Linked DNA regions of Homo sapiens: region 2 is linked to region 1. Evidence: read pairs that join two places in POLR2A ChIA-PET (ENCODE). Cell type or tissue: A673. All regions are shown on one strand. Each heading gives the region's core, and the rest is flanking DNA. Links, peaks and the distances in the headings are about the cores only.

The links. Peaks named below come from ENCODE experiments on the same cell type or tissue, not always from the same donor. Only the 100,000 strongest peaks of a DNase experiment are listed, where the experiment ranks them.
Region 2: POLR2A ChIA-PET joins it to region 1 with 6 read pairs; 1 of 35 experiments calls an interaction of 5 or more read pairs at or near these places.

Annotation. Positions count from the first base shown.
Region 1 is chr18:50,788,618-50,793,020 of GRCh38, forward strand. No RefSeq gene overlaps it. Among named protein-coding and RNA genes, the nearest start is that of MRO, 29 kb to the right of the region's middle. In A673, for the core only: CTCF peaks have their summits at 3,186 (motif pointing right) and 3,390; DNase peaks (open chromatin) are centred at 2,064, 2,544 and 3,154.
Region 2 is chr18:52,390,222-52,394,624 of GRCh38, forward strand. All of the region lies in intron 1 of DCC (DCC netrin 1 receptor), which reads left to right. Among named protein-coding and RNA genes, the nearest start is that of DCC, 52 kb to the left of the region's middle. In A673, for the core only: no CTCF peak of the experiment used is centred there; a DNase peak (open chromatin) is centred at 2,150; H3K27ac peaks cover 3,000 bases.

The sequences.
Region 1 (4,403 bases), core at 90-4,089:
CCACCCTTATTCTTGGAGGGAGCCAGTAAGCATCGTAAAAAAAATGTGCTTTCTCAGGATCCCTGCTCAAAATCTCTCCCCAGCTGCCTGGCTATTTATTTATTTATTTATTTATTTATTTATTTTGAGGTGGAGTCTCCCTCGGTCACCCAGGCTGGAGTGCAGTGGCACGATGTCTGCTCACTGCAACCTCCACATCCCGGGTTCGAAAGATTCTTGTGCCTCAGCCTCTGGAGTAGCTTGCCTGGCTTTTCAAACATACACTAGGGCAGCACTGTGTGAAAAGGAATATAATGCAAGCCACAAACATAATTTAAAATTTTCTAGATGCTACATTAAGAAACACTAAAAAGAAACAGATGAAATTAACTTTGAATATATTTTATTTAACCTGATATATGTAAAATACTGTCATTTCAAAATATAATCAATATAAAACATGATTAATAAGATATTTTTACATTCTTTTTTTGATAGTAGGTGTCCAAAATCCAATGTGTATTTCTTTTTTTTTTTTTTTTTTTTAGATGGAGTCTCATTCTTGTTGCCCAGGCCGGAGTATAGTGGCTTGATCTCAGCTCACTTTTACCTCGGCCTCCCAGGTTCAAGTGATTCTCCTGTCTCAGCCTCCCAAGTAGTTGGGATTACAGGCGTCCGCCACCATGCCCAGCTAATTTTTTTTTGTCCATATTTTTAGTAGAGATGGGATTTCACCATATTGTCCAGGCTGGTCTCAAACTCCTGACCTCAGGTGATCCACCTGCTTCAGTCTCCCAAAGTGCTGGGATTACAGGCGTGAGCCACCATACCCAGGCTTCCAGTGTGTTTTTCATATGCTTACAGTGCTTATTAATTTAGACTAGCCATCTTTAAATTACTCAGCAGTCACCTGTGGCTGGAGACTACCATATTGGACAGCATACACTAGAGGCCCAGGAAACAATGCAAATATCCTTTGGAAGGATCCTGCGCAATCACTGCACACACACACACACACACACACATTTTAGAGATAGAGTCTTCTCTGTCTTCCAGGCTGGAATGCAGTGGTGCTATTATGGTTCACTGTAGCCTCGACCTCCTGGGCTCAAGTGATCCTCCTGCCTCAGCCTCCCAAGTAGTTGGGACCATAGGCATGTGCCACTGGGCCTGGTTAATTTGTATATATACATATATATGTGTATATATGTATACATACATATATATGTGTATATATGTATACATACATATATATATATATTTAGACATGGGGTCTCACTGTGTTGCCCAGGCTGGTCTTAAACTCCTGGCCTCAAGAAATCCTCCCACCTCAGCCTCCCAAAGTGCTGAGATTACAGGTGTGAGCCACCACACCCAGCTTCACTGCTCACGTATAATGATCTGACAACTCTGTCTCCTTGGAGGTCAGGGTGAACAGGGCCCTCAGAAAATAGGATGTGGAATTATTGATTATTGATTACAGCAGAGAAAAGCCAAGGCCAGGCCAAAAAGAGCAGGTTCATGGAGGGTTGCTGCCACCCCCAACTCTGGGCAAGGGTCCCCCACACTGGGAGCTCTCCGCCTGCTCCGTGGTATAAGGCAGCAGGCTAAGGGGCTGCAAGGGGTACATGCGGGGCTGAGGTCCCCTGGTGAAAGGAAGTTTCAGAAGGGGGAAGTGAGAAGGGGAGTCGCAGGGTTCTACAGAGAAACAAGGAGTGCCACATGCATGCGCCATCCCCATGAAGCAGAGGCCTCCTCTGGCTGACGTCCCTGTCAGCCATAATTGCACCTAGAGCACCTGTCTCCCAAGGAACATTCCACAGCAGCTGAAGAGAGATGTTAGCTCATGCCAGGCCAACCATGCAAGTGGAATCTTTCAGACAGTCCTTCCAAATGGGGGTCCCAGGAAAAGATCAGCAGTTCTTAATATAGAACGCCTCCTCATGCAGATCAAAAGAATGCAAAGTCCTGGTGAGTCTCCAAGGGACTGAGTTCTTAAGAATGTAATTATGGATTGGAAGAAGATAAGTCCCTAGAGTCCAAAAGTTAGTTGTCAAATTGTAAGTGCCGAGAGAGAGAGAAGAAAGAAAGGAATCCTAGCTAGATTGGACTATTTGTCATGGTGGGATGGAAGTGGTTTAACAGCTGCTTTGCTGGATTTTCTAGCACTCCTTGAAATACAGGTTCCTTGAGAAGTAGTGTGTATTTGGAAGAGTTTCTCTTTCTGCAAAAGCATTACTTAAACCCTGTATTACACACACACACACACACACACACACACACACACACATAAAAATATGTACTCCCCAAATTTTTGGAATCAATGGCACCTAACAGTGTTGAATAAATCAGTCAAAGAAATATGCTTAAATTTGGTAATAAATGAGTCTCATGGCAGGAGGGAGATGTACAGCAATCCTAATTGACTATGATAATACAACTCATGCTGTTAAATTGTTCTAGAGAGGGCACAACAGCATGAGGTACTTGCAGTTCTTCCGGCAGCCTTCAAACCTGCTGTAACAGGCTATGGGCAGATAATACCCCAGCAGCAGAGCATGAAGACTAAGCTGAATAGTACATGTCCACCTAACAGAGCTTACCCCAAGTGAAAGGGCTTTATTAAAAAGAGCAAGGGATGTGCCTGATAGGCTCTGGGGGTGGCTATATTCACAGTAGGGAAAGAGGGATTACGTTTTGAGATGAGAAATGATTTCCACCTCCTCACCACACACGCCCTGCAGGAAATCCCATCCTAGCCAAACCCTCCATTGGGAGAAACCAGCTGAGATATCTTGCCCACTGCCTCTTTCTGCAAGACTCCACATGTCACACAGGCTGGATTTACTTCACCCAGTGGAGCCAGGGCAGGACCAGAAGGGGGAAAGCAGAGGAGTGAACTAGAGACTAGGCAATGGCTTTGCCTGTCTGTTTGTTGCTTATTTTTGATGATTGTTTAAAGCCCATCCATGAAAAAATACTGACAGTATTTCTTCAGTTAAGAAATCATCATGAACTGCTCTCTTATCTAAAGAACTTTGAAAGTAGAAGCTCTAAAGCTCAACTTTCTGCCACAGGCTGCCTGCCATTGGCCACACCACAGGCTCCAGCTCCAGAAACACACAGAAGCAGAGAGGGCAAGATTTGAACACCCCTTAGAGATGGATGAACCAACCCCACCAGCTCAGACTCCTCCCCATCCTATAGCCAGTTGGGGGCAGTCACACAGCCAGTTGGAGACAGTCTTGCGTCAATGCTGGGGAAACCAGAAGTTATAGGTTTTAATTTCTTAGGCAGACCTCATTTGTTCACATCTAAGTCTCCATCTTATTTAATGAAAAGGCTTGGGAAATCCAAAATGGTTGGCCAGCCCTTACTTTTCTTGGGAAAGGTAAGAGTGAGCTGGTTAATCGTTAAGTCCTGGTATAATCACAGATCCAGGTAGGGCAAAGGTCTTTTAAGATTAAACAGATTTAACTATGCAAATTCCATTACCTTCATAATAAAACCCTCTCTTTGTTTATTGATAGTTAATGGGAGGACACCAGACATAAATACAAATAGTTTAACCACGTAAATAAGCAAACCATGTTTACTATAGGAAATTGTGTTTGTTCCCTTAAGTCATAAAATTTTTATTTAGGAAATTGAATTTGTTCCTTTAAGTTGTAAAATGAGCTCACTAGCTTTGAATTAATTTAATCCACCACTCTGCACAGTGTGTAGATCTTACTCGTCAGAAAATCTCACATTCCTGGGCTTCCTCTTCTCAGGCTTGTTGGAAGCTAGTAAATCAACTGTCACTCTAGTAGATTTAAATCCAAACATATAAAATTTTCATTTTTCCCTAATGGAGTTTAATTAGTTTTTGACTTAAACTTTTTTTTTTTTTTTTTTTTTTTGAGACGGAGTCTCACTCTGTCACCAGACTGGAGTGCAGTGGTGCGATCTCAGCTCACTGCAAGCTCCGCCTCCCAGGTTCACGCCATTCTCCTGGCTCAACCTCCCAAGTAGCTGGGACTACAGGCATGTGCCACCACGCCCAGCTAATTTTTGTATTTTTAGTAGAGACAGGGTTTCCCCATGTTGGCCAGGATGATCTCCATCTCTTGACCTCGTGATCTGCCCGCCTCGGCCTCCCAAAGTGCTGGGATTACAGGTGTAAGCCACCACGCCCAGGCTACTTAAACTTGATCTTACTATTAGAGTAACTTAAAGGAAAAGAGTCAGGTTTTCCACAACTTCTGAATGTTATTCTTTCTATCATACCAAAAAATTTGGATATAACTAAATTGTACAAAATAGATAGGTATTAAACTTGTAAACTGAATCCTATTTGACATGTAATGGGTACTTAGTATCTGGAACAAACAGCCTTATGTAAAACAATGTATCTACCTAATCTTATTGCATTTATATTTTTA
Region 2 (4,403 bases), core at 235-4,234, 1.6 Mb after region 1:
CTGTTCTTTCCCCATTTCTCAGTAATGAAACAGTGACTGCATATCCCTTTGGAGGTAGGTGGATCTATTTCCAAAGCTCTACCTGCTGGGAGACATCCACAACCTTCTCATGCTGCTTCTGTCAATCGTCTGGTGAGCACACCAGGATGGGCACAGAAGGGACAGCTGTTACAGTCTTGGGCTCCTGGGAAGCCTGGCAGAGGTTTACCCTGCCTACAGACACTCCAATTTAGTAGCAATCATTGAACATTTTTACCCTAATAAATTTAAAAATAAAGAAGTTTGCATCATTTATTTTAAATTTGTGGGTAGGATTTCACACTATAGTCATTTGTGTTTGCTGATGAGTGGAATGGCTTCCACCTTTTATGCTACTGTGCAGTCTGAAGAAACCCAGGTTGGCATCTGCTCTTGTCACATGGTGGAGTTCGCAGGTCTCCAAGGAGACTCATGGTCTCTTAGGATGAAGGAAAGAGAAGAAATGCAGCATCCTGAGTCCTGGGCAACAGTTTTGTGGCCAAGCATCATGGCCACTTGTCTCATTAGGCAAATATTAGTTATTCCTCATATCCATCTTTTTCCCCAGATCACTAAGTCAGAAATTGTTAGTTGTATTCATTATTACACTTCCCTCAGCATACTACACTCTCTTATACATAGCGAACATTGAGTGTATTAGCACTTGGAGTTTATACAGCCTATTTTGCAGAAGTTTGTCCCCTCCATTACCAAAAGTCTTATCATCTTCTTGCCTTTCACATCTATGTAAGGGTAGAACATCTTGTTACAGATTTTTTTTTGTGTGTGTATGTGTGTATAATATTATACACACTTTTAGGCTTCTACATTCATGTATGCTGTCATCTGGTTCTTAAACCAAAATTATAAAGTAATATTTCCATTTTGAAGATGAAGGAACAGAAACTTGGTGTATAAACAGGCACATCCCCAAGCTACAATAGTTTATAAGAGGCAGGATCAATTTGGAGCCTATCATCTCTTGACTTCTTCCCAAGGGATTTTTCTTCTCTGCTTTGTAGCTCATGAACACTTAGAAGGACCCTCAAATGTTGCTTCACCATTATGGATCTTAATATCTAAAATCAGACTGTGTGTTTTTTAAGCCAACAAGCATATAGCTAGGCACAAAAGAGAGATCCAATTTTATTTTCCTCTAATTTCTGGTTTTGCATCCTCTAACTGAAATATATAGTTTAAACAGATTCAAAGAAATTGTTTGACCAGAGGAAGTTGGTTTTAAAGTGAGAATAAGAGAACCAGAAGGAATTAAGAATTCATACTTGCTTTTCTTTCTGAGATGAAGACAGGCTATCTGGGTCTTTGTCCTGCTTTGAGCATTGGTTGTCAGTGAAGGTTATCATCTTGCCATACTCAGAGTGGCTCATAGATTCAAAAACTGCCCTAGTTCAAGGGGACTGGGGGAAGGGAGCAGAATACTTGAGTTATTTACCAAGGACACTGGTCAAACTTTAATAGGAGTCATAATGCAACTGAGCACCACCTTATAATCAAGCAACTCTATTCTATTTGGGCATATCCCTGGATCTATTGGGGGTAGGGTGACTGGAAATATACTTAACCTGCTTATGCCATCATATGGGCACGCTGCTTTTCTACCAAATCTTTGGAAGGCGTCTTACAGTTGCATGGCTGGGAGAAGTGTCACAGACTGCACCACTGGGACAGCTAATGTCAGACACAAATCTGTGTATCAGCTTTAAAGCTGCCAGTGTAGCGCTATGTGTCAACTATTCGAGTCCACAAATTCTTGGCATAAATGCCAATAAGTCAAAATCAAATCTGCGTTATGAGGCGCACAGATTGCCTGCCTGGTAGAGCACACATGCTCATTCAGTTATGTGTGAATAAGAAGCCACTTGATCTATTAATTATGCTTCAGAATCAACGTGAAGCTCTAGGTAAGTGGCTGGTAGCAGATGAATAGATGGCTCATAGAGTGAAGTATAGTAATTGTCTTGAGGTTCTTGATGTGCAATTTAGTAAACTGAAATATGGTATTTTTCAGCCTAATAACAGAAAATCCTCTATCTGTGCCGAAGGGTGGCAGTTGCATGAGTCACTCTCATGTTCAGTAAAACAAAAAGGCAACTCAACCAATTAGAAAGCTTGGATGATACATTGCCACATGCTAATGCTATTAATAGGATGACTGCACATAAGCTGTGACTGAAACTGTATAGTGAAGTCTTCTAATGGCAGTTACCGATAGTGAGAAAGGGTAGTATATGTGTAAACCCAATTCATATTTACTTTATGTACAATGCAAGTTGATGGAAGAAGAAAAACTTAGTTCTAATGGGCAGTGCATTTTATTTAAGGCACTATCATTCCTCACTAATATCAGGGGCTTAAGAATGTGTGTGTGTGTAGGTGAGGGGAAAACTTGTTGCAATACTCCTGCTGCTAATGCCTTTGTCTGTGATCCCATGCTCCACTTATGGGTGGTACATTATTTACTTTGGTGTGTTCCTGTCTACTCAAAAAATGCAGTGAAGTTCATTTTGGTTTATAGAAAGAAAGACCAAGAAAATAAAATATGGAAAGACCATAAAGTTGACTTCCATCTTCCACTTTTTTTCAGGATTGGAATCGAACTATGCAATACCAATAGCATCCTGTTTCTGGCAAAAAGGAGGAAGAATATAATGTTATGTCCCTTTAGGATCTTCTTCCAATCTTATACAGATGTTATTTTTCTTTGCAATGGAAGCTGTTTACCTTTCATTCATTCCTCTGTGGTGAAGCCAGGGCCAGTACTAGGCTAATCTGAGAAGTGATGAAATTAGACTTTCCCCTCTGTTCTTCTTTGGAATGTCCATCAGGGCTTTCACTGTGGGATGAGATATGTTGCAGGCACTGACCACAGGTACACTCCCAATATCTGTGTGATCATGGTTCAGTCATTTTCATTCTAAACCTAAATATCCTTAACTATGAAATGAAAGAATGACATGCCCATTCATAACAGAGGGTTATTGTATCAATGATTTCTGACTTGGACCATACGGAATCTCATGGAATGTAGAGGGGACGATGCAGATATAGTTTGAAGAAAGCACATCAGATGGTTCTAACATGTACTTCCTCATCCTCGAATGACCTGAGTCAGTGGTTCTCACAGTGTGGGACCAATGGGAGCTTGTAAAAATGCAAATCTTGAATCAGAAACTCTGAGGGTGAGACCTAGCAATCCATATTTTAATCTCTATATTATTTATATTTTCATGAATAATCACAACAAAGTTTGAGGACCACTGGCCTGGATGTGGATCCAAGAATGTGGTCACCTAACCACCTGCATCAGTATCACCAGGAGCTTATTACAGATGAAAATTCCTGGAACAAAACCAAGCCCTGCTAAATCATAATATCTGGGACTAAAGCCCAGGGATCAATGTTTTGACAAACTTCAGGAAATTCTAAAACCTGTTCATACTTACAACACAAAGTTAGTCTAGAACCACTGTTCCAGAAAAGTGATTGTTAAAACTAAGTGCACATTAAAATCGCGTGTGAGAGTTTTTAAACAATACCAATATCTGGGCTCCAACCACAGGCCAATTACCTAGATTCTAATTTCCAGTCAGGATTAAAAATTACTAGACTAGATTATTTTTAAGACCCCTTTCAGATTCAGGTTCCATGATTTTTGCAATTTTGTGTTGTTTCCTAAATGCGTATTTTAATTCTCAATTCATAGCATGCTTTTCAATCCACACCATAGTTGATTTGTACCACACAGTACCCTACCTACTGGTAAATTCACGATAGGCTGGTAAATTGTCATCGGCTAAATCCAGCACCATTTACAATACTATGAGCTAAAAACAACAGGTGCAGCCTGAGAAGCTCATCTCTAAAGCCATACCTTCAGAAAACTTGGTCCAAATAGATCTCAACTCCTATACCCAAGGCATCCTCGTCTTTCTATTGCTGTGTTGAATGACACTAGCCTTCAGGTTTCATTTACTTGAATACTATTTGCAACAGAATTAGGATGATGATTATTATTATTATTATTGAGACAGGGTCTCACTCTGTTGCCCAGGCTGGAGTGCAGAAGTGTGATCATAGCTCACTACAGCCTTGAACTCCTGGGCTCAAGGGATTCTCCCACCTTGGCTTCCAAGTAGCTAGGACCACACGTGTGCTCTACCATACCTGGCTAATTTTTTAAAGTGGTTTTTTTTTTTGTAGAGGTGGAGGTCTTGCTACAGTGCCTGGCCTGGTTTCCAACTCCTGGTCTCAGGTGATCCTCCTGCCTTGGCCTCCCAAATCGCTGAGATTACAGGTGTGAGCCACCACACCTAGCCTCAGATTTGTAATTATTTTCCTTGCTGCTTCCAATGTTTTTAAAAGCA